Regions from separate parts of the Homo sapiens genome. Here region 1 is linked to region 2. A link is a loop called in an ENCODE intact Hi-C map of the cell type or tissue named here. Cell type or tissue: MCF 10A. All regions are shown on one strand. Each heading gives the region's core, and the rest is flanking DNA. Links, peaks and the distances in the headings are about the cores only. Region 1 has its middle 49 kb from the start of C15orf32. Region 2 overlaps CHD2 (chromodomain helicase DNA binding protein 2).

Region 1 (16,363 bases), core at 4,158-9,157, 400 kb after region 2:
TTTCTCACCCAATAAGAGAGAGAAATTCAGTGATGTGTTAGCAGTACCCTGGGCTAGACATCAGAAGATTCACTTCTGGGAAATGCCATTTGTTCTCCATGTGAATCAGCATTGAAACTTGGAACCTCAGTTTCCTCATATGTTAAATGGAGGAGAAGAGCTCCTGCTTTTCCTTGCACAGCTGTAGTTTGGGTCAAATTCAGAGATATCCAGGAGGCTGTTTCGGGAGTGATGACTAGGGCTGAGCCACTAAAGTTCAAGAAGTCATGGAAGGAGGTGAGATGATGGTGTGAGTCCTTTTTTTTTTTTAAGGGGTCTTGCTCTGTTGCCCAGGCTGGAGTGCAGTGGCGTGATCTCGGCTCACTGCAACCTCCACCTCCCAGGTTCAAGTGATTCTCCTGCCGCAGCCTCATTTTTCGTATTTTTAATAGAGATGGGGTTTTGCTATGTTGGCCAGGCTGGTCTCAAACTCCTAACCTCAAGTGATCTGCCTGCCTTGGCCTCCTAAAGTGCTGGGATTATAGGTGTGAGCCACTGCGCCCAGCCAGTATGAGCACTTTTGAGCAAGATGTAAAGGTCAGGGGCCAAGGAACCTGTTTTTGTGGTAGGCTGAGTCTGCAGTTGGAGAGCAAGTGCAGGAGGAGGGGCCCTGGGCTGCACAGTGACCCAGGAGCTGGCCCAGGAGGGGCCTACAGGGTGTCCTTCAGAGCACTGTGAGTGGGAGGTAAGATTTTGCTGGGGCAGATGAAGTCTGGGTCCACCACCATTTGGTATAAATGGGCCCAATTTGGGCCGTGTGGCTTGCCACATGCAACTCTAATGTTAGAGAGCTGAGTCAGGAGCCTGACTGTGGCAGTCCAGGTCCAATCAGGAGACAGAAACTACACAGCAGATCAAAGAGAGAAAGTCTAATATAAAGAATGGTTATGACAAAGGAGTAACTTATAAGCAAATTTGTCACGGCTCCCTGTGACTAAGGGCGCCTACCCGAGGAAGGAAAAACTTGCTAGGGGTTAGGACTTCAGAGGTGAAGGAGTGGGAAGCAATGGAGTCTTCTTGTTTGGTCTGGAGTTGCTGGATAAGAAACGGGCCTCCGTCTGAAGTGCAGAGAAGGGAGCAGCAGTGGCTGGGTGTGCACACAGAGACCAGGCACTAGTGGGCTGGAACTTTTGGAACATGTGACCCACGCATGGGCTTTGGTTTCCATGTTAAGGGGGCTGCAGAAAAGTGATCGTCCATCCAGCAAGGCTGCAGAGTCACAGAGGGACTTCAGGTGGGTGGAAGAGTGGGGAGAGGCAAGGACACAAGTTCACCAGATGCCCTCACACCACCTCCAGCTGGTACTGGAAACAGCAGGAGAGCCAGTTTCTCCTGCAGTGCTCCCTGCTGAGGAGGCTGACCTCATGTTTACTATAAAAAACACCATGTACCTGGCACTCACCCAGGCTAAGTTCCACTAGCTGCCTGCCTGGCTGTTTTATAAAACCCTAAATGAAACAATCTTTAAAAAATGATGAGCTATCTCTTTCAGGTTACAATTTATTTTATATAATTTTGTTATTTTAGAAAAACATCCCAAGGTAATGTAAATCAGTCCAACCATTGTGGAAGACAGTGTGGCAATTCCTCAAAGATCTAGAAGCAGAAGTACCATTTGACCCAGCAATCCCATTACTGGCTACATATCCAAAGGAATATAAATCATTCTATTACAAAGATAAATGCATGCATATCTTTGCAGTGGTATTCATAGTAGCAAAGATATAGAATCAAACCAAATGCCCATCAGCGATAGACTGGATAAAGAAAATGTGGCACATATATACCATGGAATACTATGCAGCCATAAAAAAGAACAAGATCATGTCCTTTTCAGGGACAAGGATGGAGCTGGAAGCTGTCATCCTCAGCAAACTAACACAGGAACAGAAAACCAAATACCACATGTTCTCACTTATAAGTGGAGCTGAACGATGAGAACACATGAGTGCATGGCGGGGGGAACAACACACACTGTGGCCTGTTGGGGGTGGGGTTGGCAGAAGTTAGAGCATCAGGAAGAATAGCTAATGCATGCTGGGCTTAATACCTAGATGATGGGTTGATCTGTGCAGCAAACCACAATAGCACATGTTTACCTACGTAACAAACTTGCATATCCTACACATGTACCCAGGAATTTAAAATAAAAGTTGAAGAAAAAAATTAAATTAAAAATTCTTAAAAAAAATTCTCAAGGTTACATATGCACACACATATACATAAATTGACCAGAAAAAAGCGTGACAGTATAGGTTAAGGGAGCAAACTAGACCACAGACTATTATGATCCAAACTTTGTTCAACATAAGTCATTGTCAGTATATACATATAGCCAAATACCTGGAAAGATGCATAAAGAAATGTTGACCTGTTTTTTCTCTAGTAGTGTGGATAATTTGTTATTCTTTGAGCTCATCTGTGTTTTCCAATTTTCTACAATAAACTTGGTTTACTTGTGCATTAAAAATAGAAGAAAGAAGAAAGAGAGAAAGAGAAAGGAAGGAATGAAGGGAGGAAGGAAGGAAAGAATGAAGAAAGAAAGGAAGAAAGAAAGAAAGGAAGGAAGGAAGGGAGGAAGGATGGGAGGAAGGAAGGAAAGAATGAAGAAAGAAAGGAAGAAAGAAAGAAAAGAAGGAAGAAAGAAAAGAAGGAAAGAAAGAAGAAAGGAAGGAAGGGGAAGAAGGAAGGAAGGAGGGATGGAGGGAAAAAGGAAGGAAGGGCAGGAGGAAAGGGAGGGAGGAAGAGAGGGAGGAAGAAAGAAAAGGAAGGAAGGAAATAAGAAAGGCAAGGAAGGAAGGAAGGAAAGGGAGGAAAGAAGGGGGAAGGAAGGGAGGAAGGAAAGGCAGGGGGAAGGAGAACGACCTTGAGCTAACCCGGACAAAATGAAATGTGAAGATGTACAGAAGTGCTCAGCGTGGGTGAGCAACTAACACATCTTAGTTCCCCCGGGACCTTTGCTTTGCCAGGTGGAGTGAGAGCTGCCACATTCTCCTTCTTAGGCTCTGCCACCTGTGACCTCAGAGGCATGTTCTGGCCCTCAAGCTGCTTTTTGAGGATAGCTGTGGCCTTGGACGATCCTAAAGCTGCAAAACCATTCAGCAGCTGGGTGGACGGGAGGTCAGAACTCAGTTTGTTTGGCCTGGCTAAGTAGGTTATACTTTTATTAGACATTAACCTAGAAAAAAGCCGCAACCTGGGGAAAGATTTCTATTTAGAGCCAGGAAACTAGGCCACTTCTAAGATCAGTGACCTACATTTTCTGCTATAGAAATTTAAGATGAAATAGCGGTTGTTGCCATGCATGTGGGCGCTGAAACTCCATCAAAGGGCAGGGAGACAAGAAGGGGAGGAAGAAAGGGAGGCAGGCAGGGAATTTTAAAGAGCCGCCGTATTTGAAATCTTTTAAAACCAAGCCAACAATATTTAATAATGGAAGAAAAATGAGTATCCCAGCTGTGTATTTGTTTTCCTGGAAGAGCAATGTCTGCTAACTGGTAGCTCCTTCAGCAGGTAAAAAATCCATTTTATTCTGAGGCCTGTTAAAAAATGACATCTCCCCCAGGCCCCTGCCAGCCGTCCACAAAGACAAATCTTGGTGTCTCACGCTGGCTGCCAGCTGTCTGCTTTTTGTTATAGACTTCTGAGAAACTGTTTGCTTGATCTCATTGATCTGGGCTCTTTAGACTGGACCCTGTGGAGCCTCTAAGGTTAATGGGCTCTTGGGGCCTGAATTCCCATGAATCTTGGTGGTTGGGGGGAGTGGTTGTCTAGAAAAAGAAAAACAAAATGACAATAATGTATAGTGCTTTCTTATAATCCATAGCAGCCACATTGTGGAGTTGGATGGGTCAGGACCAACATTTAGGTTGTAACAACCAGATAGAAGGCTCCCAGGCCTGTGATCATTTCATTCTTCTTCAATTCATACTGGATTCTCTGTGATGTTTGTAATGTGGACACAAAGAGACCATTGCACCCATATCTGTGGTAGAATTTCTAATATTCCCCAATATCTAGCTCTCCTCTAATTCTGGTTCATCGAGCCTTGGAATTTCCCATGTCAGTGGTTCCGGTCATTGTATGCAGCAGAAGTAACTTGACAGGCATAGCATTAAATGCTGATGCTGGGTCCCTTAGCCCCCACTTTTCTGCATACCCAACAGGCTTATGGGAGAAGCCAAAATAATGGGAAGGTATAGCCCCTGTCCTTTGGGTCTCAGAGTGAGGATGACGTGGAGCCAACTCTCCTCATCCCCAACCCTGCTTGGGCAGGTAGCATTAGTGAGAAATAGTCCTTTGTTATTTTAAGTCACTGAAACACGGAGGTGGCTTGGAAGCCTGTCCTGACTCATGCAGTATCATATTAACTCGTTCTTGGAACCAGTTACTGGCTTTGCCAATCAACTAAAAAACCAAAACAAAGAAAAAAACAAAAGAAATAAATGAATGCCTAACGTGTGCTGTGCTTATTGCTGGAGACAGTAGGGATATAACGTTCACTGCCTCTGGGGTCACATGGCCTCCTCTTTTGTGTGTGTGTGTTTTCCACGAGTAAACCAAGTTTATTGTAGAAAATTGGAAAACACAGATGAGCTCAAAGAATAACAAATTATCCACACTAGTAGAGAAAAAACAGGTCAACATTTCTTTATGCATCTTTCCTTGCCTTTCTCTTAAAAGAACACTTGTCATTGAATTTAGGGTCCATCGGGACAACCCAGGATAATCTCATCTCAAGATCCTCAACTTAATTACATCTGCAAAGACCCTTTTTCCAAATAAGGTCATATTCACAGGTTCTCAGTGGACATATCTTTCAGGGGTCACTGTTGAATCCACTACATGAACACTTTCCCAGTGCCAGCTACTAGGCCAGGCAGTTTAACTTTTCACCTAACTTACTCTCCTGTTAAATCTCCAAAGTAGGTATTATCGTGTTCATTTTAAAGACCACGAAACTGAGTTTCAGGGAAGTGAAAAAAACATGTCCTAGGTTACACAAAGGTGGGAGCCAGGAGTTACACCTAGGTCTTATTCCTAAACTGGGGGATTTCATATATCAGTACATCTCTCCAAATGGATGTCATCTTCTTCAAACCACTGTTGCTTAAAAGATTTCTGGAACTCCTCTGCTTCAGAACCACTTCACAAGCCATGCAAGAAAAGCCTGCCTGCTTGCATTACTATCATCACAATTTGAATGTATTTGGTTTTAGGCAGCTTTATTTTCACATGATGTAGCTCACAGATTAAATTCTGCTTACAGTGAACAGGCCACAGCATTTGACGAATCAAAGCCTACGGCTTCCTCAAAGCACTAATTACTCAAAAGCCTATTAACCTGTTTAAACCCAGCCAAAGGCTTTGATATCCAATGGAGAGGCCTAGGTAGAGATAAGACCATTTGAAATGCCCCAGTACAAGGTGGGTGGTCCCCTGGTGTGACCTTTCTACTATGTTCCATGATGTCTGGAATGCATCTAGATATGGCCTGTTAGCCAAACATACATGAGTGGAGTCTGTATGTGTGTCTGTGTGCACACAATATGTCTTTCTTTTCTCCATAAATCCAGTCTGAGTTATCATGCACTACTGACTCCATCCCCAACAGCCACCTCCTGTCTCCTTTGCTAGAAATGCCTCCTCCCCTTTCTTTGCTAGAGGCTACATGACATCTAGAGTTGTGAAGCCAGCTCTACTGGTGGGGAAACAATTGCTGACCTGGAGATTCAGAACAGAATGATGAAAAATAGCTGTGATTTAACCAGCTGTGCCTGGAACATCCTACCTCTGGACTCAATGCAGGATCATCAATGCCTTTATCTGAATTTTGTGCTACCTACTCCAACAGCATCCTGTCTGATAACAGGAATTATAACAACAATAATGTAACATTCGGCCAGGCGCGGTGGCTCACGCCTGTAATCCCAGCACTTTGGGAGGCCGAGGCGGGCAGATCACGAGGTCAGGAGATCGAGACCATCCTGGCTAACACGGTGAAACCCCGTCTCTACTAAAAAATACAAAATAAATAAATAAATAAATAAATAAATAATTAGCCGGGCATGGCGGCAGGCGCCTGTAGTCCCAGCTACTCAGGAGGCTGAGGCAGGAGAATGGCATGAACTCGGGAGGCGGAGCTTGCAGTGAGCCGAGATCACGCCACTGAACTCTAGCCTGGGCAACAGAGGGAGACTCCATCTCAAAAAAAAAAAAAAAAAAAGTAACATTTGAGTATGTAGTATACGCTAGAAACTCTTCATAGATGATCACATTTAATTTTCACAACAATACTATGACACAGGTATTATTATTTCCATTTTACAGATGAGGAAACCAAGGTGAAGAGAGGGTACATAATGTACCCAAGGGCACATAGTGTAACAGAGGCAGGATTTGAACTCAGAGATATGTGCTTAACCCCTACACTAGGCTGGCTCTCATTGAATAACCATCCTGAAGCTATCCTCATAGGGTTAACAAGAATTCCAGACAGAAATATATTTATAATTAAGCTCGAATCAGGCTGCAATTTGACCCACTTGCTTGTAACTAGATACTGACCATTTGCTTCCCTGTTGTTCCTATAGACAGGATTTCTGAGACTAGAATCATAAGACTTGTTTTAGATAAATAGGATTTCTGATCTTACATTCATAAGGCTTTTGCATAAGAATTGCTTAAGATGTGTTTTGAGATCCAGAATTCCAGTGAAATAGCTGACACCAACTAGTTTGAAGACCCCATAGAGGAGTGGAATCAGCATGAGAATAGAGCTTCTTCATCTCCCTGTCCCGTGACTTCATCCTGTACTCTTCAACCAATCACAGTTCGTGGACCTATCTCCACACTTCCGGCCACTCCAAAACACTTAAAAATCCTAACCCCAAACTCCACGGGGAGATGGATTGGAGGTTTACTCACAGCTCCTCATTCGGAGGCCCTGCGGTTAAACCTCTTTCTCTGCTGCAACCTGGTGTCTGGCCATGGTATTGCCATGGTATTTACTTGCCATGCATATCAGGCAACAGACCTATTATGGTTACAGTCTGGGAATCCTTCTCCCCGACTTCCCTTTGTCATTTTGTATTACTCTGCTCTCCTCTACCCCTTCTTAGATCACTGATTATATTAGTCCATGTTCACACTGTTATAAAGAACTACCTGAGCCTGGGTTATTTACAAAGAAAAGAGTTTTGACTCACAGTTCTGCGTGGCTGGGGAGGCCTCAGGAAACTTACAATCATCATGGTAAAAGGTGAAGGGGAAGCAAGACAGGTCTTACATGATGGCAGGAGAGAGAAAGAGGGGTGGAGGGGAAGTGCCACACTTTTAAACCATCAGATCTTGTGAGAACTTACTCACTATCACTATAACAGCATGGGGGAAACTGCCCCCCGTGATCCAATCACCTCCCACCAGGTCCCTCCCTTGACATATGGGGATTGCAATTTCAGATGAGATTTGGGTGGGGACACAGAGCTAAGCCATATCACTGCTCTAGCCTAGGGACATGCCAAGTGTCCAAGGAGACCTTCATTCAGTGTTCAGTCTGCCAAACCATTTTTCTGCTAATATTAACCACCTTCTTGGTAAATGAGTGAGGGAACAGGAAGCCTTATCTTACCACCTGTTTTGTCAGTTCTTCCTGAAATGGATAAGCTATTTCCACTGGGTAAGTAACCTCAGTTCTTAGGCCCTTGGGCACAGAATAGATGTTTTCTCCTTGGAAGGAGGACATCAAATTTATTATCTGAGAGGAAGGAATGCTTGGAATCTCTTCCTTCTTTTGAAGTACTGGATTAAGAAGGATCCTTACTCTGATCAGCTAGTCATGCCTGCAGAGGGCTTGGGTGAGATGGAGGGTAGGGTGTGTGCTATGTGTTTGCCATTCTTGCCATGGCAAATAAAGAGACATTAAACTCAACAGAGAAAGGGACTTTATTTCTAGATTGAGTGACAGTGGAGGGTTATACCTTTAAGTTAACTTTGCTTTGAATATCACCCCACGAGTGAAAAAGAAAAAGTGTGATATAAATGGCAAGGAAGAAGCACCTGTGCGAGGTGGTTTTCCAAATCTCTTGGCATCCTAATTACAGGGTTAAATTGGTGGAGAAGCCCTGTTCCCATAGGTTAAAAGTAAATTTTAAATTAGTCCAAATTAAATGGCCACAGATTCATGGTCAAATGGTTTTCATTTAATGAGATTTTACTATCTAGCATCTGTATCTATAAAAGTTATTTTTAAAAATTTTATTTATTTATTTTCAGATGGAGTCTGGCTCTGTCGCCCAGGCTGGAGTGCAGTGGTGCAATCTCAGCTCACTGCAACTTCCGCCTCCCAGGCTCAAGTGATTCTCCTGCCTCAGCCTCCTGAGTAGCTGGGATTACAGGCATGCGCCACCATATCTGGCTAATCATTGTGTTTTTAGTAGAGATGGGGTTTCACCATGTTGGCCAGGCTGGTCTCAAGCTCCTGACCTCAGGTGATCTGCCCACCTTGGTCTCCCAATGTGCTGGGATTACAGGCGTGAGACACCGCACCTGGCCTATATTTATAAATGTTATTTTTAAATGAATGCATTCTGTGAGTAGAGGCTTAGAAGAAAAATGGATCAATAGTTTAGCTCAGTCATTGGATTTCAATAGAAATCCTCTCCAACTCCTGCCTGTATTGCTGTTCCCAGTTCTCGGTGCCATCTTTGAAGCTGTCTTTGTTTTACTTGTTGTGGTCATGGGGAGTTACTGGCTCCTTTGTTCACAGGAATCTGAGACTCACTGTGATCATTCCTGGGGGAACAGCTTCATCAGAAGCTAGTCTGGAGAAACTCCAAGAATGTGGTGTACTTCAGTGTCCTGAAAGTGTGCCTCTTGATGGGGGTGGGTGGGCCGGCCACTGGAGGTTGGGTGGTTCTCCCAAGCCTCGCAACAGTGTGCTCTTAATGAATTACAACTGCTCCCATTTTGTTGCCATCAGGTTTTAGGGTACTTGTCAAAGAAGCCCCCCCAGTGCCCCGCAAGGCTTGTCCAAAAAAAAAAAAACAAAACAAAAACAAACAAAAACACTCCAACCTGTTTTTCTATTTCCTTCTTTGGTTCCCTTTTTGCTCAAAGGATCTTGGCAAGATTATGAAATAACTGGTACTTTTCTTTCCAGGCTTTCTTTGCTGCATTCTATTTGCTCTCTGTGCAAACTCCCCAAAAAATCTATGGGGAGCTTTCCTTTTCTGAGCATTTCCTATGATTCAGGCCTGTCTGGGCAATTTATATTCATATTAGCACTCATTTAAATTCTCTCAGTAAGTTTCTATGCTATTTTAAAGAGCAGAGAAACTGAGGCTCAGGGAGGTTAAGTAACTTTGCAGTTTCCTCCTATGCAACTGAGGTCTGAAATAATCTCTGTGGCATGTCCTCCCCAGGCTGCCTCTTGCCTGCTCTGAGACCCCTGATTTCTCCTCCTGTCCCCTACAGCATCTACTTTCCACAGGCTAGATCTTCCCAGCCATTATCCTTTGTTCTCATTGGTTTTCTATTCCATCACTTCCCCTGATGGCAGAGTGCTGCCTCTTTAGAATACAAATCCAATCACACTCTCCCCCGGCATAAATTATGTGTAGTTCCCCATTGCTTTCCAAGAATCCAAGCCCAGCCTCTCTGGCCTGGTATGGCCTTTGCCCTTCACACTCCTGCCCATTGCTCTCTCTCCCCTTCCCTCATCCCCACCAGTTACATTCATCCTTGTGCTTTGTACAGAATTACTGGCAGCACCTAACATTCCCTCACTTCTCTTTTACCATCATTCCTTTGCTCATAATATTCTCTCCTGCCTAAAATGAGCAAGTTTCTGCCCGTCCTTCCACCGAAGAGTCACTGCTCCCGGGAGCCATTCTCATTGCAGGTGCCCAGCTGCCATAGGCCATGCTGTGCAGGACTCTCTTACAGCAGGAGAGCCAGGTCTCTGACCTGGGCTTGGTGCTGGAGATCCCCCTCCTCCAGCTGAGCCCCTGCCCACCTAGCACGTCCACCCTCTCTTCTAGACCACAACCTGGCTGTCAGGATTCAGGAATTATTTGCCCAAATGGACCCCACCTGTTTTCAGGGCCTGAGAGGTCAGGCTGTGCACTCTGAGGTCAGAGGGATGGCCAAGGGGAGGTCACTTTAGGGAGAGAGGTTCTTTGTATGAACGGAGCTTGGACTTACAGGCTGGCTTGGACACAAATGTGCATTCGAGGCCTTTTTCTGATGTCCCATGAAGCCAGGGTGGGAATGGAAAGGAGTCAAGCTGGGATTGAAAACACCCCTTTTCTTGGCACTACAAACATTACATAAGTCCCATCCTTACCAATGGGCTTCTTTTCCTTTTTCTTGAGAAGGGACGCTACCACCTGAGGTGGAACCTTGTTACAAGCTGCACTGGAAGAATTCTGGGAGTCAGACTACAGATGAGCATCTAGAGCCAGAAGTTTTATTTTGGTTGAGAAAGAGTTAAGTCTGGATTAGAAGGCCAGTCTTGGGTGGGGTTGATCAGAATGCATGGTCAAAAGACAGTGCCTTTGAATTATTGTCAGTGCCACGAGACTTTCAAGTGGCACTTCAGAAGGTTGAGTTGAGGGCCACATCTTGCCAGTGCCTTTCGCTGAGTGCTACACCATGGAAAATCACCCTCTCAACTGCCTGTGCTCACTTCCCATGGCTGAAGCTGATACATCCCCTGCCAATACACTTTAAGAGGGACAGTGACAAGCTGGAACTTTCCAGAGTAAAGCCAACAGGAGTCTAGGTGTGTGCCATAGAAGGAGTTGGAGATGTTTGCTTGGAAGAGGAGACTCAGCAGGCAGGGCAATTATCTTCAAATCAATGATATATATAATTCAGATGATGAAATACTAGGTAAATAACTGGTCAAAGAGCTCATGATGCTTGATGAATTGAAAGAAGCAATTTGTAGAATAGTATGCTTAGTGTGTTCTCATATTTTGTTTAAAAATATTAACAAATATGTGTGTGTGTGTTTATGTTATCTATCTATGTATCTCTATCATGTATCTATGTATCTATATATGTATGTATGTATGTATCTATCTCTCTATGCACCCATTGGATATAATGTTTCAGAAGTAGAACAGTTTATAAAACTCAGTTTTTCAGTTTATGAAAATGGATTTCTTAAACCTCTACATCTAAACTTAACAAAACTAGACTCTCCTTTTCTATGAGGAAAACCTGTGATCTTGCAATCACAGGGCACTTATTTCATTTCTGGCCTTAACTTTCATGCGCGTCCGTGTGAAGAGACCACCAAACAGGCTTTGTGTGAGCAACAAGGCTGTTTATTTCACCTGGGTGCAGGCAGGCTGAGTCCGAAAAGTCAGTGAAGGGAGATACGGGTGGGGCCATTTTATAAGATTTGGGTAGGTAAAGGAAAATTACAGTCAAAGGGGGGTTGTTCTCTGACGGGCAGGAGTGGGGGTCACAAAGTGCTCAGTAGGGGAGCTTTTGAGCCAGGATGAGCCAGGAGAAGGAATTTCACAAGATAATGTCATCAGTTAAGGCAGGAACAGGCCATTTTCACTTCTTTTATGGTGGAATGTCATCAGTTAAGGCAGGAACAGGCCATCTGGATGTGTACATGCAGGTCACAGGGGACATGATGGCTTAGCTTGGGCTCAGAGGCCTGACATTCCTGTCTTCTTATATTAATAAGAAAAATAAAACAAAATAGTGGTAAAGTGTTGGGATGGCAAAAATTTTGGGAGATGGTATGGAGAGATAATGGGCGATGTTTCTCAGGGCCACTTCGACTGGGATTAGGGGCGGTGTGGGAACCTAGAGTGGGAGAGATTAAGCTGAAGGAAGATTTTGTGGTAAGGGGTGATATTGTGGGACTGTTAGAAGAAATATTTGTCATTTAGAATCATTGGTGATGGCCTGGATACGGTTTTGTATGAATTGAAAAACTAAACAGAATAAGAGAAGGAGAAAAACAGGTATTAAAGGTCTAAGAATTGGGAGGACCTAGGACATCTAATTAGAGAGTGCCTAAGGAGATTCAGCATAGTCCTGTCAGCAAAGATTATTTATTTACTTCAAGAGTTAAGAGTGGCAGTTTGGGGATAGCACCAGGAGATATCAGCTGTGATGGCTTGGAGAAACAGTGTAAACTGGCAGTGTAAACAAAAGCAGGGCATGTATGAGTAGTTGAGAATGGTGAATAGGAGTATGACTAGACAGAAGATAGTAGGGATGACAAGTTTTTTTGGGGCACAGTCCAAGTTGGTCTGGTGTCTGGAATGAGATTGGGTCTTAATAAAAAAAGGAGCGTCCATACAGGAGCTCAAATGGGCTGTACCCTGTAGCATTCTGAGGACAGGCCTGAATTCTGAGAAGGGAAAGTGGTAAAAGTATTGTCCATTCCTTTTTAAGTTGGTGGCTGAGCTTGGTGAGGTGTGTTTTTAAAAGACCTTTAGTCCGTTCTACTTTTCCTGAACACTGAGGACTGTAAGGGATATATAAAGGCTTCACTGAATACCAAGAGCCTGAAAAACTGCTTGGCTGATTTGACTAATAAAGGCTGGTCCATTATCAGACTGTATAGAGGTGGGAAGGCTAAACAGAGGAATTATGTCTGACAGAAGGGAAGAAATGACTGTGGTGGCCTTCTCAGACCCTGTAGGAAAGGCCTTTACTTATCCAGTGAAAATATCTACTTAGACTAAGAGGTATTTTTGTTTTCTGACTCAGGGCATGTTGAATAAAGCCAATTTGCCAGTTCTGGTTGGGGGCAAATCTCTGAGCTTGATGTGTAGGGAAGGGAGGGGGCCTGAATAATCCCTGAGAAGTAGTAGAATAGCAGATGGAACACTGAGAAGTTATTTCCTTGAGGATAGATTTCCACAATGGAAAGGAAATGAGAGGTTCTAAGAGGTGGGCTAGTGGCTTGTACTATAGCATAGCCTGCCTTTGCTGCTGTGTGGCCATTAGGCCTGGTGGAACTGCCATCAATAAACCAAGTGTGATCAGGGTGAGGAACAGGAAAGGAGGAAATATGGGGAAATGGGATGAATGTCAGGTGGATCAGAGAGATACAGTCATGGGGGTCAGGTGTGGTATCAGGAATAATGTGGGAGGCCGGATTGAAGTCCCGGCCAGGAATAATGGTAATTGTGGGAGACTTAACAAAGAGTGAGTACAGCTGAAGGAGCCGGGGAGCAGAAAGTATATGTGTCAGGTGTGAGGAAGAAAATAGACTTTGGAAGTTATGAGAACTGTAGAGGGTGAGTTGAGCATAGTTTGTGATTTTAAAGGCCTCTAAAGTATTAGGGCGGCAGCAGCCACTGCACGGAGATGTGATGGCTAGCCTGAAACAGTAAGGTCAAGTTGTTTGGACAAAAAGGCTACAGGACGCGATCCTGGTCCTTGTGTAAGAATTCTGACTGCACAGCCCTGCACTTCAGCTGTGGGTAACGAAAAGGGTCGGGATGAGTCAGGGAGAGCTAGGGTGGGGGCAGCCTCTAAAGCTGTCTTCAAGGAACAGATGATTGGGGAAAGGATTTATGATGTATGGGGTCAGCTAGCTTTCTTTTTGTGAGTTTATATAACGGTTTTGTTAGGATGGCAAAACCAGTTATCTAAAGTCAAAAGTATCTAACCATGCCTAGGAAGGAAAGGAGTTGTTTTGTAGATGGCGTTGGGGTTTGAGAGATCAGCTGGACATGATCAGCAGGGAGAGCACATGTGTTTTTATGAGAATTACGCTGAGATAGGTAACAGATGAGAAAGAAATTTGGGCTTGACTGAAGTAATGGAGGCTGTCTGTGAAGCTTGGCGGCAGTACAGTCCAGGTAATTTGCTGAGCCTGATGGGTGTCAGGGTCAGTCCAAGTGAAAGCGAAGAGAGGCTGGGATGAAGGGTGCAAAGGAATAGTAAAGAAAGCATGTTTGAGATCTAGAACAGAATAATGGATTCTGGAGGGAGGTATTGAGGATAGGAGAGTATATGGGTTTGACACCACTGGGTGGATAGGCAAAACAATTTCGTTGATAAGGCGCAGATCCTGAACTAACCTGTAAGGCTTGTTTGGTTCTAGGACAGGTAAAATGGGGGAATTGTAAGGAGAGTTTATAGGCTTTAAAAGGCCATGCTGTAACAGGTGAGTGATAACAGGCTTTAATTCTTTTAAAGCATGCTGTGGGATGGGATATTGGCATTGAGCGGGGTAAGGGTGATTAGGTTTTAATGAGATGGTAAGGGGTGCATGATCGGTCACCAAGGAGGGAGTAGAGGTATCCTATACTTGTGGGTTAAGGCAGGGGGATACAAAAGGAGGACACAAAGTAGGCTTTGGATTGGGAAGAAGGGTGGCAATGAGATGTGGCTGTAGTCCAGGAATAGTCAGGGAAGCAGATAATTTAGTTAAAGTGTCTCGGCCTAATAAGGGAACTGGGCAGGTGGGGATAACTAAAAAGGAGTGCTTAAAAGAGTATTGTCTAAGTTGGCACCAGAGTTGGGGAGTTTTAAGAGGTTTAGAACCTTGGCCGTCAATACCCACAACAGTTATGGAGGCAAGGGAAACAGGCCCTTGAAAAGAAGGTAATGTGGAGTGAGTAGCCTCTGTATTGATTAAGAAGGGGACGGACTTACCTTCCACTGTGAGAGTTACTCAGAATGTCTGTGATGGTCCTGTAGGCTTCCGAGGAGATCCGGCAGTGTCAGTCTTCAGCTGCAAAGCCAAGAAGATTTGGGAAGGAGTCAGTCAAAGAGCCTTGGGCCAGAGTTCCAGGGGCTCTGGGAGTGGTTGCCAGGTGAGTTGAACAGTCCGATTTTCAGTGGGGTCCTGCACAGGTGGGACACGGCTTAGGAGGAATCCCGGGTTGTGGGCATTCCTTGACCTGGTGGCCAGATTTCTGGCACTTGTAGCAAGCTCCTGGGGGAGGTGGGCCTGAAGGAACACCTGGCCACTGCGGTTTAGGCGTTTGGAAGTTCTTGTATGCCAGAGATGTGGCCGGGGTTTGTCTCACAGTGGAGGCAAGGAATTGCAACTGAGAAATATGTTGCTACTTGGCTGCCTCTACTCTATTATTATACACCTTGAAGGCGAGGTTAATTAAGTCCTGTTGTGGGGTTTGAGGGCTGGAATTTAATTTTTGGAGTTTTATTTACTGTTGGGAGCGGATTGGGTAATAAAATGCATATTGAGAATAAGACGGCTTCCTGGCCCTTCAGGGTCTAGGGCTGTAAAGTGTCTCAGGGTTGCTGCCAAACGAGCCATGAACTGGGCTGGGTTTTTATATTTGATGAAAAAGAGCCTAAACGCTTCTGATTTGGGATAAGGAAAAAGGAACATTAACCTTGACAATGCCTTTAGCTCCAGCCACCTTTTTAAGAGGAAATTGCTGGGCAGGTGGGGAAGGGCCAGTCACGGAACAAAACTGTAAGCTGGACTGGGTGTGAGGAGGGGAGGTGATAAAAGGATTATGGGGTGGAGGAGCAGAGGCTGAGGAAGAATTGGGACCTAGCTTGGCCTGGCGAGGAGCGGGGAGGTCAGATGGGTCTGTAGAAAAGGAAGATTAGAAAGACTCAGCAACACTTGGGGTTGGGACTGAGGGGACAGTTGGGAGGGAAGGAAGATTTGGGACGAGTTGCATTGGGAACAGAGACTGGGGGGGACCGATGTGTAAAAGAATGCCTGGACGTCAGGCACCTCAGACCATTTGCCCATTTTACGACAAGAATTATTTAGATCTTGTAGGATGGAAAAATTGAAAGTGCCATTTTCTGGCTATTTGGAACCACTGTCGAGTTTGTATTGGGGTCAAGTGGCATTGCAGAATAAAATAAGGCATTTAGGTTTTAGGTCAGGTGTGAGTTGAAGAGGTTTTAGGTTTTTAAGAACACAGGCTAAGGGAGAAGAAGGGGGAATGGAGGGTGGAAGGTTGCCCATAGTGAAGGAGGCAAGCCCAGAGAAAAGAGAGAGTAGAGACACAGAGGGAAGGGGTTTGGGGGTTCTTACTTTCCAGAAAAGCGGGAAAAGGATCGGGGCATGGAAATAAGGGATCAGGGCACAGAGATAAGAGGTCGGGGCACAGAAATAAGGGATGGGGTACAGAGATAAGAGGTCGGGGTGCAGAAATAAGGGATTGGGGCACAGAGATAAGAGATTGGGGTGTGGAAATAAGGGATGGGGTGCAGAGATAAGAGGTTGGGGCATGGAAACAAGGGATTGGGGCATAGAGATAAGAGGTTGGGGTACAGAAATAAGGGATTGGGGGTTCTTGCCCCCAGAAAAGCAGAGAAGGGGTAGAGACATGGAGAGAAGGGGTTG
Region 2 (15,280 bases), core at 3,304-8,303:
CACACCTGCAGTCTAAGCTACTCGGGAGACTGAGGCAGAAGGATCGCTTGAACCTGGGAGGCAAAGGATGTAGTGAGCCAAGATCACGCCACTGCACTCCAGCCTAGAGACAGAGCGAGACTTGGTCTCCAGAAAAAAAAAAAAAAAAAAAACAAGCTGGACACAGTGGCTCAAGCCTATAATCCCAACACTTTGGGAAGCCTAGGCAGGAAGATTGCTTGAGCCCAGGAGTTCAAGACCAGCCTGGACAATATGCAAAACCCATCTCTTCAAGAAAATGTTTAAATTAGCTGGGTATGATGGTGCATGCCTGCGATCCCAGCTACTCGGGAAACTCAGGTGGGAGGATCATTTGAGCCTAGGAAGTCGAGGATGCAGTGAGCCATGATTACGCCACTGTACTCCAGCCTGGGTGTCACAGTGAGACCCTGTCTCCAAAAAACAAAAACAAAAAAAACAAAGCATCTCACCCAAAGAGGAAGAATGCAAACTGGTTGCAATTATCCAATCGTGGTTCTCACTAATAGGAGCAAATTAGGCTCATCTGAGGAGCTTTATAAAAATTTATACACATTAACTTCAATCCAGAGGCCCTGCCTTATAATCTGCAGTGAGATCCAGAAGTGGTAGACTTAACAGAAGTAAGTAAACAAAAAGGGCACTCTGATGCTAATGAGAACACCCAACCCAATAAAGACGGCTACTGGCCTCCACACATCTCCCTTCCCTTCTTCATTCCAAACATCCCATAGGGAGCAGCAACCTAAGTAGGTAGATGTCATCTAAAGGAACAAAACAGAAACCACAGAGACTGAGGGGTGATAGAGTATCAATCTCAAGCACAGAGAAAACAATATCCTCATCTTCCTCTAATGGTGAAAAAGCAACTGAGGGGCATGCTGGTAGAGGGGAAGATACTCTGAAGCAAAAAGACCTCAAACGGATGGACTCTACAGCAAGAGGTGGACTGTTTACTCTTGCTTAAAAACTACCCATCTTTGCTCTGAGGGGGGCAAGGAAAAACCCAGAACCTACAGTAACATTAACAGAAAAGTCCCTGAGTTCAGAAGCCAGGAGATAAGACACGTGGCACAAAACCTGAAAGGGTAAGGGGAAGTTCTATATTTACCATCACTGCATCTTCTAGAGGTGCACAGGGCAGTACACTGCAAACTGGGACTGCTGCAAATAACACCATGCGATCCACAGCACATTACAATACGGAGGCCTTTCAGTTACCATGAGGAAGCAATGAGAAAAAATGGGAGAGCAGGGGTCGAGGGGAGGTTCTCAATACTGGGAAGTGGGGAAAGATGAGAAAAACCATGTAACTTCCTGATCACCTAACAGGTATCAGACACTAGGCTAAGTACTTTATATGTATTATTTTGCTTATTCCCAAGGACAATACTATTAGGCATTATTATCACCATATGAATGACGAAAAAAACTGACCTCTTTTATGTAACTTGGCCAATGGACAAAACTAGAAATTGAGGAAGAGGGTGAGGGGCCGGGATTCCAATCCAAGTGTGGATCTAAAGCTCATTTCTTTCTATTTTACCATAGGGGGCCAAAAGATTAGAGACTCAGAAAACATTATTAACTCTTATCCCTGTTACACAAGGTCCCAAAACAGGCTTCCTTGTAACAAGTGACTCAACAGTTTCAAGACCTCATTACAATTACTGACTCCTTAACCCCTTGCACAGTCCAAGCTGACTAGTCCAGGTGACTAAAGCATCTGAGTCATTTACTTTATACCTGTGACCAGGCAGGTTGTCAACAGGAAAGAAAAAAGGAAGAGGAGAGCTGGATAGTGATAGGAACACTTAAAAGCTGTGGGCTCTGGCATCGCAGCTTCCATTTCAGTCCTAGCTCACCTCAGGCCTGTGTCATCTTTTAACTTGTGTCAACCTATGTGACATCTACCAGTAGTGTCATAAGAACATCTAATGGCAGCTATGAAAGCAGTGCCCTATAAATGCCAAAGCCCTACCCAAACAGGAAATCTGAGCATATCACATCCAAGCTGAGATTCCCCTTCTAACACAAAATTCTCCCCAGCTAACACCCATTAGTGAGTCGTTACCCCACAATCCATGACACTAGCTGGAATTTATTAGTTTTGCCTCCACTATTTGTTCATGGACAGACAGGTACAGAGACAGCTCCAGAATTTCCTTGTAAGTAAGGAAGGGATTTATTTAATAGAAAGGGCAGTCTACTTGAAAGGGATGTTAGGCAAGGCAGTACCTGGAAACTGTATTCCCATAGCAAAGGCAGCTGAAGGCTTGTTCACCTCCCAGGCATCCGGGTCTTCTGGTCACTGATAACATCCAATTTCAGCATGCCCTATAAAACCTGGCCTCTGACAATTTCTCAAGGCACATGACTTAATCATTTCTTCCCTCACCCCCACTGCTCCAGACTCTAGACCTAGCATTGCTCCCCTCTAGCTCCTGCACCCACTGCGGACACAGCAAATTAAATACCTCTCTAATTTTGTGGGCTTAGGTATCACCTTCTCCCAGAAAACATCCTTTGGTCTCCTATCCTAAGCTCAATACCTATCAGATACTTCCACAATACTGACATATGTCACAGCAGTTACCACCACCGAGATGGAAAACAGGCAGCCACATCTCAAGTCTGAGCTTCAATTACCATGCCCTGCTGGCTCTCTATACTTTTAGCAATGACACACATGCTGACCTAGAAAGACTCACTCCAAAGCTCCGGCAGCTGTTAACATCTACACTACCTTGCCTCCACTTGTCCCATACTATCGAGTAATCTGGCCGCTTGTCAACCTCCCCAATAAACTTGCAAACTAAGCATATCTCCTTTGATGTTCTTTGTGCCTGGTATATTAGAGAAGGATTCAATTGCACATTCATTTGCTAGAATGTGCAATTTGCCTCCCCTTTGAAATAACGTATTTAGTTTTTCAACTACTATAATGTTTAACTCCAGACAAAAGTTTAAGAATAGAATCATGTTTTGGCAATCACCACCAATAAAACTGTCACAGACAACAGGTCTACACACTACTAGGAAACAGAAAACTCCAACAGCAACAAAAAGACTGAAAATCTTTACCAACTAGAGACCCACAAAAGGCAGCATTAGTTTACTGAAGATAACTAGAACAGCCCAACTAGAAATGTTTATAGTGTTCTGTGTTGAAAAGTGGGAAGCACTGCAGATAGGATGTAATGGAATGCCAATGCCCGCATCAGGATATGTCTATATGGATGCCCATCTCATTCCCTTTGAACTGGTTTATACTATAAATTCACTACATTTTATATAACATTCCCCTATTAACGGTACATTTAGGTTATTTTCAGATTTTTCACTTAATCAATAAGTTGCAAATATCTCTGATACACTTTCCATATTTCTGAGTAGAGTATTTGTATTTGGAAACTGTTGACTGTAACCATAAATATCTTTCTTTCTACGTATCTTCTTGTGCAGCTATGTGTTTTTGAGTTTGTGTAGGAGAGTGATTCCTAGAAATGTAACAATGCACACAACAATACCTTCTGGGGAAAAAAAAAAGCCGTTTTTCTGTCAGCATATATCTATGTGTATAAATGCATTTTAATCACCACATTGCTAACACTGGTTTACTCTGTTAGGGATGGGTTATTTGAAGTATACTTGTGAGTTCCATGGATTACTTGTGTAATTTCAAAAATAACAACAATGAAAATCAAACCCAAGAAAAGATTAACACCAAGTTCACAACTATATTTGCCTTTAGGGGTTGAGGGAGGCAGATGCTCTCAGGGAATGATACTAGTGACATTTTATGACTGAAACTTAGTAGTGAAGCTTAATAGTGAATTCACAGCACTTCATTATATACCTTAAGTATTTTTAATGTCTAAACTAGTTAATTGTCTAAAGTAAGTCTAATCATGAGAGCCAAATCCAAACCAAGGGCGGCAAGTACATCCCACCCTACACAAAACCAGCAAAGATTTGAATGAGTGTTTTTAAAAAGTGTTTTTAGGCCAGGCGCGGTGGCTCACGCCTGTAATCCCAACACTTTGGGAGGCTGAGATGGGAAGATCATGAGGTCAGGAGATGGGAGACCATCCTGGCTAACACGGTGAAACCCCATCTCTACTACAAATACAAAAAATTAGCTGGGCATGGTAGTGTGCCTGTAGTCCCAGCTACTCGGGAGGCTGAGGCAGAAGAATCACTTGAACCCAGGAGGCAGAGGTTGCAGTGAGCCGCAATCGTGCCATTGCACTCCAGCCTGGGCAACAAAGCAAGACTCCGTCTCCAAAAAAAAAAAAGTGTTTTTAAATTGTTTTTGGAACCAGAATCAGATGTAAGACTGAATACAAGTACTAATGAGGGGAACTGCTTAAAGAAGAAAAAAAAAAGCCTTAACAAAGTCATTACTTAATTTTCATACTTCTCGTAAGAGGAATAATCACTAAATAAACTGGAAATGGAAAATGAGATCGTGCCACTGCACTCCAGCCTGGATGACACAGCCAGACTCCGTCTCAAAAAAAAAAAAAGTGTAATTATGGGCCGAGCATGGTGGCTCAAGCCTGTAATCCCAGCACTCTGGGAGGCCCAGGCGGGTGGAACACCTGAGGTCAGGAGTTCAAGACCAGCCTGGCCAACACGGTGAAACCCAGCCTGTACTAAAAAAACAATTAGCCAGGTATGGTGGCATGCACCTGTAATCCCAGCTACTTTGGAGGCTGAGGCAGGAGAATCGCTTGAACTCAGGAGGTGGACGTTTCAGTGAGCCGAGATCACACCACTGCACTCCAGCCCAAGCATCAACAGCAAAACTCTGTCTCAAAAAATATATATATATATGTATGTATATATATGTGTGTATGTATATATATGTATATGTGTATATATGTGTGTATATATAGCGTACATGTGTATATATACGTATATATATATTCATATTATTCCCTTAAAAAAACGACATTTCCTAAAAGACTATGTAGAATTGCCATTAATACCTAATAATTATAATAGTAAATACTATTAGTACTAAGCTGTAGCTTTAGTGCTGGTTTAGTAGAGGAGGCAGAAAGCCCACAAGACTAATAGAAAGGGTCAAACTGAGTTAGTGAGTGGAGTCCTTTAAGCCTTCACCTAAATAACAAAGTAATAAAATTAGCTGACTACCAGTGGCTTACTAGTTACAGGGCAATTAAACATTGGATTTTCAGGAATGACTATCCAACATATATACAGAATCTTCACGAAAAACAACTATCTGAAAATTATTCAACATCTAAATTGCAAACAACTTTTATAATTTTTTACTTAACAAATAATTAAAAGGAAAATACAACACACAGATAAAAAAACAAGTCAAAACTGGGAATTCAGATTCCAATCAAAAATAAATGCTGATGAGAAAAAGGTTTACCACTTCCTTTTGCTTGTGGATAAAAAGAATTTGGTATCTCTTCAAAATACTTTCTGAAGTAGGTAAAAACGGAGTGATTAACCTTCTTGGAACTGGACTTTGAAACGAAGTGCCATTAACACTTACTGTTCCATTTTTAATCGCGGTTTCCCAAATGGCCACAAGAGGGCAGCACAGCAACATTCCACTTAAAAGGAGCCAGCCTGTGGGAGCCCCGCCCAAAAGCCGCCATTTCACTTTAGTGTTTATTTTGCTAACTTACAAAATGGCCGAACTGGTTGGCAGAGCTTAGTGTTTTTGTGGGTGAAAGCAAAATCTGGCAAAACAATCACAAAGCAATCTACACTGGAATTCCATAAAACTTATTTCCAGGCTAACTTCCTGCCAGTGATACAATAGCTAATATTTACGGAGCACTTTTGTGTCAGGCATATGTCAAAATTCTCCTAATCCTTACCTATAAAGAAGACAAAGCCCAAGAGTGTGTGTGTGTATGTGCGTGTGTAAGATATCACCCCACAGTCTGAATTATGCAATCCACACTATCAACTATCAGCGTTAGGTATCACTGCCCTTATTTACATACATTCTTCAGTTGAACTGATTATTAAACCGATGTCATTGCATAACTATTCCTTCTCAGTCACTTCTATGTGTCTTAAGATGGAAAAGCAAAGAAGACTGACTGGTCACACCTTTTTTTTCTTTTTGCTTGTTTGTTTTTTGAGACCAAGTCGCGCTCTGTAGCCCAGGCTGGAGTGCAGTGGCGTGATCTCGGCTCACCGTAACCTCCGCCTCCAGGGTTCATGCGATTCTCCTGCCTCAGTCTCCAGAGTAGCTGGAATTACAGGCATGCCCCACTGCACCTGGCTAATTGTTTTGTATTTTTAGTAGAGACAGGGTTTCACCATGTCGGCCAGGCTGGTCTTGAACTCCGGACCTCAGGTAATCTGCCCGCCTTGGCCTCCCAAAGTGCTAGGATTACAGGCATGAGCCACTGCGCCTGGCCACACATTTCTTATTGGTAAAGAATACTGGATGTAGTTCTTTAAACTCTCCACCTTTGGTTCAAGTCCTGTGCTTCTTCAGAATAAGTTATTACTATAAACAAGGTTAAAAGACAAGTAACTTGTTTCCCAGACGGACTGGGAAACAAAATTTCAATGTACACATAACAAAGTATATAGATACACAACATATGAAGAATTACCTATCAAAAATCCAACCAAAAACTGCACAAAGAAAATGGATACGCAATTACGGAGAAGAAACTGAAATGGCCAATAAACTCATTTTTAAAAATAACTAAACCTCTGTTAACTTGGGAAACATTATAACTGGTTATTTTGCACTCATCTGCTTTGCAGAAATTAAAGTCTCTTAGTATTAAATAATTGTAAGAATAGCCAGTAACCCTTAAAATGTATACGAATCAGCCAGGAGCAGTAGCTCATGCCTGTAATCCCAGCAATTTGGGAGGCCGAGGTGGTCAGATTAGGAGGTCAGGAGACTGAGACAATCCTGGACCACATGGTGAAACCCCGTCTCTACTAAAAATACAAAAATTAGCTGGGCGTGGTGGCACGCGCCTGTAGTCCCAGTTACTCGGGAGGCCAAGGTAGGAGAATCGCTTGAACGTGGGAGTTGGAGGTTGCAGTGAACTGAGGTTGCACCATTGCACTCCAGCCTGAGCAACAGGGTGAGACTCCAACTCAAAAAAATAAAAAAGTGTATGAATCCTGTAATTCAATTTGTGGGCATGTAACGTAGACAAATTATCAAACTTGTATAGGACGAGGCAAATAAATATTCAGAGCTCTGTTCATAACAAAACCTAAATAATCCATATACCCATTTATGAAAATGTAAAAGTAAAATGTGAAATATTCACACTATGCAACTAAATGCAGCAGCTAGATTAGGGCTGAATTATGTCTGTAAATACTGTGAGCCCAAAAGTATCTGAAACAGAGCTCAATCAATTTAGAAAGTTTATTTTGCCAAGGTTAAGGACGTGCCCGTGACACATCCTCAGGAGGTCCTGATGGTATGTGCCCAGGGTGATGGGGCACAGCTTGGTTTTCACACATTTTAGGGAGACATGAGACATCAATATGTGTAAGATGCACACTGGTTTGGCCTGGAAAGGCCGGACAACTGGAAGCAGGGGAGGGGGCTTCCAGGTCATAGGTAGATAATAGACAAACAGTTGCATTCTTTTAAGTCTCTTGATTAGCCTTTCACTGAATACACAAGTTCCATGTGAGAAGAGAGTAGAGGCATAGTCATTTATGCCTCAGTCTGGCTTAGCAAAACAACAGGGCAGAGGAAGCAATCAGATACGCATTTGTCTTAGGTGAACAGAGGGGATGGCTTTGAGTTCTTTGTCCACAAGGAATTTCCCTGTGGGCAAATTGTTAGGGAGGTATGTAGCATTTTTATTTTTCTAGCTATCTTATTTAGGAAAAAAATGGGAGGCAGGTTTGCCTGACACAGTTCCCAGCTTGACTTTTCCCTTTGGCTTAGTAATTTGGAGATACCGAGATTTATTTTCCTTTCACAATATCAAAAAGAAAATTTCAAAACTATTAAATTTTTAAAACACAAAACATATTTACATAACCATGTACATTTTATAAGTGCCAACTCTTTATATGCCAAAATCATAAAAGTGACCCTAGCTATGTCTAACTTTTTTATTTTAAAACTTTATTAGGCCGGGCGTGGTGGCTCACGCCTGTAATCCCAGCACTTTGGGAGGCCGAGGCAGGCAGATCACAAGGTCAGATGGAGACCATCCTGGCTAACACGGTGAAACACTGTCTCTACTAAAAATACAAAAAGTTAGCCGGGCATGGTGACACATGCCTGTAGTCCCAGCTACTCGGGAGGCTGAGGCAGCAGAATGGCGTGAACCCGGGAGGCGGAGCTTGCAGTGAGCTGAGATCGCACCACTGCACTCCAGCCTGGGCAACAGAGCGAGACTCTGTCTCAAAAAAAAAAAAACTTTAATTATATCCTTTGAACTTTTCTGAATTCTTAATTTCTGACAAAAGAGGTCTGTTTCTAACACTGTAGAACTGATCAGTTCTAAGGTGCAGGCCCCTCCCCAGGATTCAGCAGTGCTCTCAGCAGTCACCCTAACACACGCAACACTACGGACCCTCCTTCCAGTGTTAAACAGAATCTATGGAAGGCCACTAATTTGGACCGAGCTCCTAGACCCTAACAGACCAAACCAAAATAGAGTCACTCATGTTAAACTTCTAAATTGTTTACCTTACCTTCAGGAAAGAAGATACCCAAATCCCCAGACAGACAGTGTGAGCTGGCATAAGGAAGTTCCCTCTGCTTTAACCCTTATAAGGAAAATAACCTCAAGTAACCTGATGTTAACCCACATTTTTGTACTATGTTGTTTTCCTGTTCCTGCTCAACCTTATAAAAACCGATTGTTCCACCATGCCCAATGGGCACCTATTTTTTTATAGATGGGGTGCTACCTAATTTGTTAATCAATAATAAAATCCAATTAGATCTTTATACTCAATGTGTTGAAATGTTGTCTTTTGACAGCAGAAAAAGGTACATGTATAAGAAAAAGTGCACACAAAATGCTGCTTATAATTTCAAGGGATAAAAAGGCTAAATTCCATCAAGTACCTCCCAGATTAAGAAATCCAGCAGTAAGGACAGAAAAAAAAATTTACCTTTAATCAGTGTATTTCTAAAATTCACAGCTGAAGCCAGGCAGGCATCACCTTAGCCTCATCATGCATACTACTTCTGCTCCCCAATAACCAAATATAAGTAGTTTCCATAGCACCAAACTATTAGCACCCAGGCATACATTAGAGAAACATGTATTCTAGCAAGAAGCCTGGTTAAGGTACAAATTAGTTAAGGCACTTCACAAATACCTACCTAATCAGGATCTGGCAATGTGCTAATACACAAAAGACAAAAGAAGCTTTCTATTCAGGTAAAATCAAAAGTCTTTGTAAATAACCAAGCTGTGAAAAGCAGTTACAAGGGGAGTTCTCCCCAGAATTCATTAACAAAAGAATACTTAACCACCTCGGGCAATGTATTTACACCCATTAAAGCCCTAAGGACAGATGGACCAATTTGACCAAGAGTTCCTTTCAGCCCTGTGAGTCTTGTCTTTAGTTAGCTATTGTTTAGGTTATAAACTTTAGACTTTTATAAAATATATGGTGCTTTCAGCAACTCCCAAAGTTCAAAGGAGATTAAAAGATCTGATTACCAATCCCAATAATAAATGTGAAACGTATGCCCATAACGTCATGGGAGTAAGAGGGGTCCCTGGATCAGGCCAGAGAAGAAACCGCAAAGGGACTCAACTTTATTACTAACAACCAACATTTACCAAGGCAAGCACGGTTTCTCAATCATAGGGTTTTTGTTTTTTTTGGATAGGGTCTTGCTCAGTTGCCCAGGATGGAGTGCACGTAATGTGATCACAGCTCACTGCAGCCGCAAGCTCTTGGACTCAAGCAATCCTCCCACCTCAGCCTTCCAAATAGCTGGGACTATAGGTGCATACTGCCACACCCGGCTAATTTTTACATTTTTTGTAGAAATGGCATCTCCCTAAATTGCCCAAGCTGGTCTCGAACTCCTAGCTCAAGGGATCCCACCTCAGCCTCCCAAAGTGCTGGGATTACAGGCGTGAACCGCCGTGCCCAGCCTAGTGGTGGCATTATAGATGCCTGAGGCTGGATAATTTGTTATTGTGGGGAGCTGTCTCATACACACTCTTGGATGTTGGGGAGCATCTCTGGCCTCTACCCACTAGAGGCCAGTAACACCCCCACCCCCAGAGTGACAAGCAAAAATGTCCAGGGTAATGGAAGGGGACAAACCTGCCACTAGTTAAAGACCACTGCCTAGAAGTATCATTTTATTTAATTTGAACTTCCTTCCCTAAGAGACAAGTACTACCCTTACTCTATTTTAAAAGATGAAGAAACAGGCTCAGACACTCCTGCCCAAGATTCTACAGCTAAAAAGCAGCAGAACAGAACAGAAAAGATCGAAACCCCGTCCCACACTGACCTTATTCCCAAACTTGCCTCAGTACAAGAATCAACTGAGGTTGCTGTTCAACATACAGATTCTTGGACACAACCCTAGAATTGCTGAATTTTTTAACTTTCAAGCAAGAAGCCTGGGAATATGTTGAACAAGCACCCCAGGTGATTTTTAGCAAGTAAACTTAAGGATTTAAACGTCTATATAAAGCTAGATTCAGAGGGAACAGACTTTTTTTTAAGCAAGGGAAAGAGAACAGTGCAAGAGTTTGATCCATTACTGCTTTCCTTTGAAATTACAATTCACCAGTCATATATTGCCTCTATTTGAATGCCAACCTGCATCTAAATGGAAGACACACTGATCATTTTAGTTTGTCAGGGCCTGGCGCAGTGGCTCACGCCTGTAATCCCAGCACTTTGGGAGGCCGAGGCGGGCGGATCACAAGGTTGGCGGATCACGAGGTCAGGAGTTTGAGACCAGCCTGGCCAACATAGTGAAACCCCTGTCTCTACTAAAAATACAAAAAATTAGCCAGGCGTGGTGGCGGGCACCTGTGGTCCCAGCTACTCAGAAGGCTGAGGCAGGAGAATCACTTGAACCCAGGAGGTGGAGGCTGCAGTGAGCCAAGATCGAGCCATTGCACTCTAGCTCAGGCAACAAAGCGAGACTCCGTCTCAAAACAAAACAAAACAAAAATACAAAAATTAACTGGGCACGGTGGTGCACACCTGTAATCCCAGCTACTTGGGAGGCTGAGGCAGGAGAATCACTTGAACCCAGGGGGCAGAGGTTACAGTAAGCCGAGACTGCGCCACTGCACTCCAGCCCAGGCGACAGAGCGAGACTCCGCCTCAAGATTGTCAACACACAACACACTCAAGAACTATTCCCCGAGACGGCAGATAAACACAACAGTTCTCAAGCCTAGCTATGCCACAGACCCACCCAGAGCTTTGGACAATTCCTCAAACCTACTACATGGCTCCCAAATCCAATCAGACAGGGAGCTTGGCTTTTAAAATTCTCCAAGTGATTCTCATGCAAAACCTGTCTGGGAACTAAGTTTCGAACAAAAAAAAACAAACTTGAAGCAAAGCACAAATCTTCAAAACGTGTGGCCAAATCCAAAGTTCATGTGTGCCAATGGACGACAAACTGCACAAAGGTGAAGTTCCGAGGCCTCCAGTACCTCCCATCTACCCATCTTTGCACATTTGTTTCTTATACTATCCCCATGAGCATCACTTCAGGGCAACATTTTAACTAGAATCTTTTGATGTAGAGTCATGGCCTTTTGAACAGCAGAATGTGTGACTGGCATCAATCACACCCACAGTGCACTGTGATTTTGAGTCTGCTTCTTTAAAATGCAAAGTGTTTAAAAAGAAGCAAACTACAGAATTATGCAAGATTTTTACTATTTTCCGCAGTCTCATATACATTAGTTTCCTCTTTTTTTGTTGATGTTGATTTTTTCTTGGGCAGGGGTTGGGGGGACACAGTCTCACTCTGCTGCCCAGGCTAGAGTGGAGTGGTGCGATCTGAGCTCACTGCAACTTCCGCCTCCCAGGTTCAAGCGTCTCTGCCTCAGCCTCCCTAATAGCCGGTATTACAGGAGTGCACCACCACATCCAGCTAATTTTTGTATTTTTAGTAGACACAGGGTTTCACCATGTTGGCCAGGCTGGTCTCGAACTCCTGGCCTCAAGTGATCTGCCAGCCTCAGCCTCCGAAAGTGCTGGGATTACAAGAATCAACCACTACACCCGGCTAAGTTTCCTCTTACCCATTAATTTGACAGCAACTTTTCACAAGATGCTTAATCAATGCTGGAGTCAAACTGCCACTGTTTGAATCCCAATTCTACCATCTACTCTCCTTGTGACTCAATTTTCTCATCTAGCAAATAGCGATAAGCATATGTACCTCAGGAGTGGTGAGAATTACATAAACTAACACATACAAAGCAATCAGAACAAGTTCTAGATTCTTAGGAGGTAGTATACATGCTATTATTTAGTCTTCCTAAAGCATTCAACTTAGTTTTCACTGAAACAATCTCTCACAATCATTTCGCCTACTGACTTGCTATTTAATTAAAATGCAAAGTTACAAGTATCATGCACCACATAAGGAAGTTTAGGTCAATGACTGGTGTCATATACAACAGTGATCCCATAAGACTGTAATACTGTATTTTAACTGTACCTTTTCTGTTTAGATACACAAATATTTACCATTGTATTACAATCACCTACAGCATTCAGTACTGTAACATGCTCTATACAGTTGTGGCCTAGGAGCAACAGGCTACAGCATAAGTGTGCAGTAGGCTATACCTAGGTTTGTGTGAGATGTTCATACAACTACAAGATCACCTAACGACATACTTCTCAGAATGTATCTCCATTGCTAAGCAACACATGACCGTACAACCAGCATAAACAAATTCAAGATGTATCTACTAATCCTTGGTAAGCACACAATGGAACTGAAGGAACAGAACGGCATGGGTAGTAAATGCTCGGCAGGGACCAGGCGCAGTGGCTCACCCCTGTAATCCCAGCACTTTGGGAGGCGGAGGTGGCAAGATCATTTGAGGTCAGGAGTCTGAGACCAGCCTGACCGACATGGTGAAATCCCATCTCTACTAAAAATAGTAAGAAGTAGCTGGGTGTATGGTGGCAAACGCCTGTGATCCCAACCACTCGGGAGGCTGATGCAGAACAATCGCTTGAACCTGGGAGGCGGAGGTTGCAATGAGCTGAGACGGCGCCACTGCACTCCAACCTAGGCAACACAGTGAGATTCCGTCTCAAAAAAATAAATAAGATCAGCAGGACCTAAGGTCACCCACAGGCCTTTAAAGGAAGAGGACTATGTAATCATTCATTTAGTGAGTTGGTTAACTTTAGGAGGGTTACTAACATTTTTGCTATACTGACTTTCATATTAAATAAAATATACATATAGCCAGGCATGGTGGTTCATGCCCAGTTCAACACCAGCCTGGGAAACGTGGCGAAACCCCCTCTCTACAAAAAATTCAAAAAATTAGCCAAGTGCAGTGGCATGTGCCTGTAGTCCCAGCTACTAGGGAGGCTAAGGCAGGAGAACTGCTTGAGCCTGGAGGGTGGAGGTTGCAGTGAACCGAAATTGTACCACTGCACTCCAGTGTGAGAGATGGGAGTGAAACCCTGTCTCAAAAGAAAAAATTTATATATATGTATATATGTGTATATATATACATATATACATACACACACACACACACACACACACACACACGTAAAACCCTTAAAACAGTCCCTTACCCAGAGTAAGCACTCAATAAATATAAATCTACTTTGGTATTTTTCTACAAAATGTTCACCATGTACAATATTCCTTCCTGATAAAATCCAAAGTGAAGGCCAGGTACGGTGGCTCACATCTGTAATCCCAGCACTTTCGGAGGTCTAGGTGAGCCCAAGAATTAGAGACCAGCCTGGGCAACATGGTCCAAACCCATCTCTACAAAAATTAGACAGGTGGGGTGGTACACACCTGTGGTCCCAGCTCCTTGGGAGGCAGAGGTGGGAAAATCCCACCTGAGACTGGGATTGCAGCACCGCACTGTGTATGAGACGCTCCCCACAATAACAAATTATCCAGCCTCAGGCATCTATAATACCACCACGAGGCTGGGTATGATGGTTCACACCTGTAATCCCAGCACAGCAGAGTGAGACTCTGTCCCAACAACAACAAAAAATCCAAAGTGAAAGATTACCAGCTAGCAGGCACTGCTAGACTTAGAAACAACCCATACAAATGGGATACACCCTGGAGTTTATTACCACATTCTTTTGTATTTTTTCAATGTCGGTCACAATTCACAACCCACCAATGTTTTTATAAACCCAAGGGAAAGGAAGTTTAGAATGGAATGTAACTGCATTCCAAGTAAATAATTCTAGAATCTAAACTTCCAAAGGATGTAAGGAGAGTACACTAAGGAAGAGACGACCACAAGAGCTTAAAGCGACTAGAAGACACTTACAAGGAATTCAGAATCTTGAGGGGAGAAAGCCCACCTGCATATACATTTTTTATCTTTTTTCTTTTTTTTTTTTTGGTCACCCTGTCTCCCAGGCTGGAGTGCAGTGGTGTGTCAGTTCATCTAACTGCAACCTCCGCCTCCCAGCTTCAGGAGATTGTCCGGCCTCAGCCTCCCAAGCAGCTGGGACTACAGGCACCCACCATCATGTCCAGCTAATCTTTGTATTTTTAGTAGAGACAGGGTTTCACCATGTTGGCCAGGCTGTTCTCGAACTCCCTACCTCAAGTGATCCGCCTGCCTGGGCCTCCCAAACTGCTGGGATTACAGGAGTGAGCTACCACGCCCAGCCTGTGTATACATTTTAAAGGTATGCCTAGAACTGGATCTGCCATGACATTTAATATAGAAACATCCTCTTCCATCAAGCCTACAATTCCCCGTCAGCATCCTATCCCACTTTTGCTTCCAGAGGTCCTAACTCAAGCAGCTATTAAGACTAAAAAGGGAATTTAAAAATGGGACAGGCAATGGAAAGACCAAGGGTTAAAGTACACGAAGTGCTCCATCAGAAGATTTGAAAACACACGGAGATACTGCAAACATACAGAAACACATGCAAATTTGAAACACAGAGAGCTTTTAAAAATTAACTAGATCCTAGGGGCAGGGATGGACACTGGTATTTTTAGAAGCTCTCCACAGTCTGAAATGGGAATAAAAAGTAGAACCCATCTGACCTATAACCCAAAAAA

The links. A loop is a pair of places that touch in the nucleus more often than their neighbours do. Peaks named below come from ENCODE experiments on the same cell type or tissue, not always from the same donor. Only the 100,000 strongest peaks of a DNase experiment are listed, where the experiment ranks them.
Region 1: a loop joins it to region 2, with 20 times the contacts of the local background. A loop is called at or near these places in 3 of 110 quality-filtered maps.

Annotation. Positions count from the first base shown.
Region 1 is chr15:92,512,377-92,528,739 of GRCh38, reverse strand. No RefSeq gene overlaps it. Among named protein-coding and RNA genes, the nearest start is that of C15orf32, 49 kb to the right of the region's middle. RefSeq lists enhancers at 6,589-7,181, 10,140-10,641. In MCF 10A, for the core only: a CTCF peak has its summit at 7,019; a DNase peak (open chromatin) is centred at 6,999.
Region 2 is chr15:92,908,434-92,923,713 of GRCh38, reverse strand. The region is part of intron 2 of CHD2 (chromodomain helicase DNA binding protein 2); the gene reads right to left. Among named protein-coding and RNA genes, the nearest start is that of MIR3175, 12 kb to the right of the region's middle. RefSeq lists enhancers at 1,033-2,232, 5,579-6,415. In MCF 10A, for the core only: a CTCF peak has its summit at 5,600 (motif pointing right); a DNase peak (open chromatin) is centred at 5,633.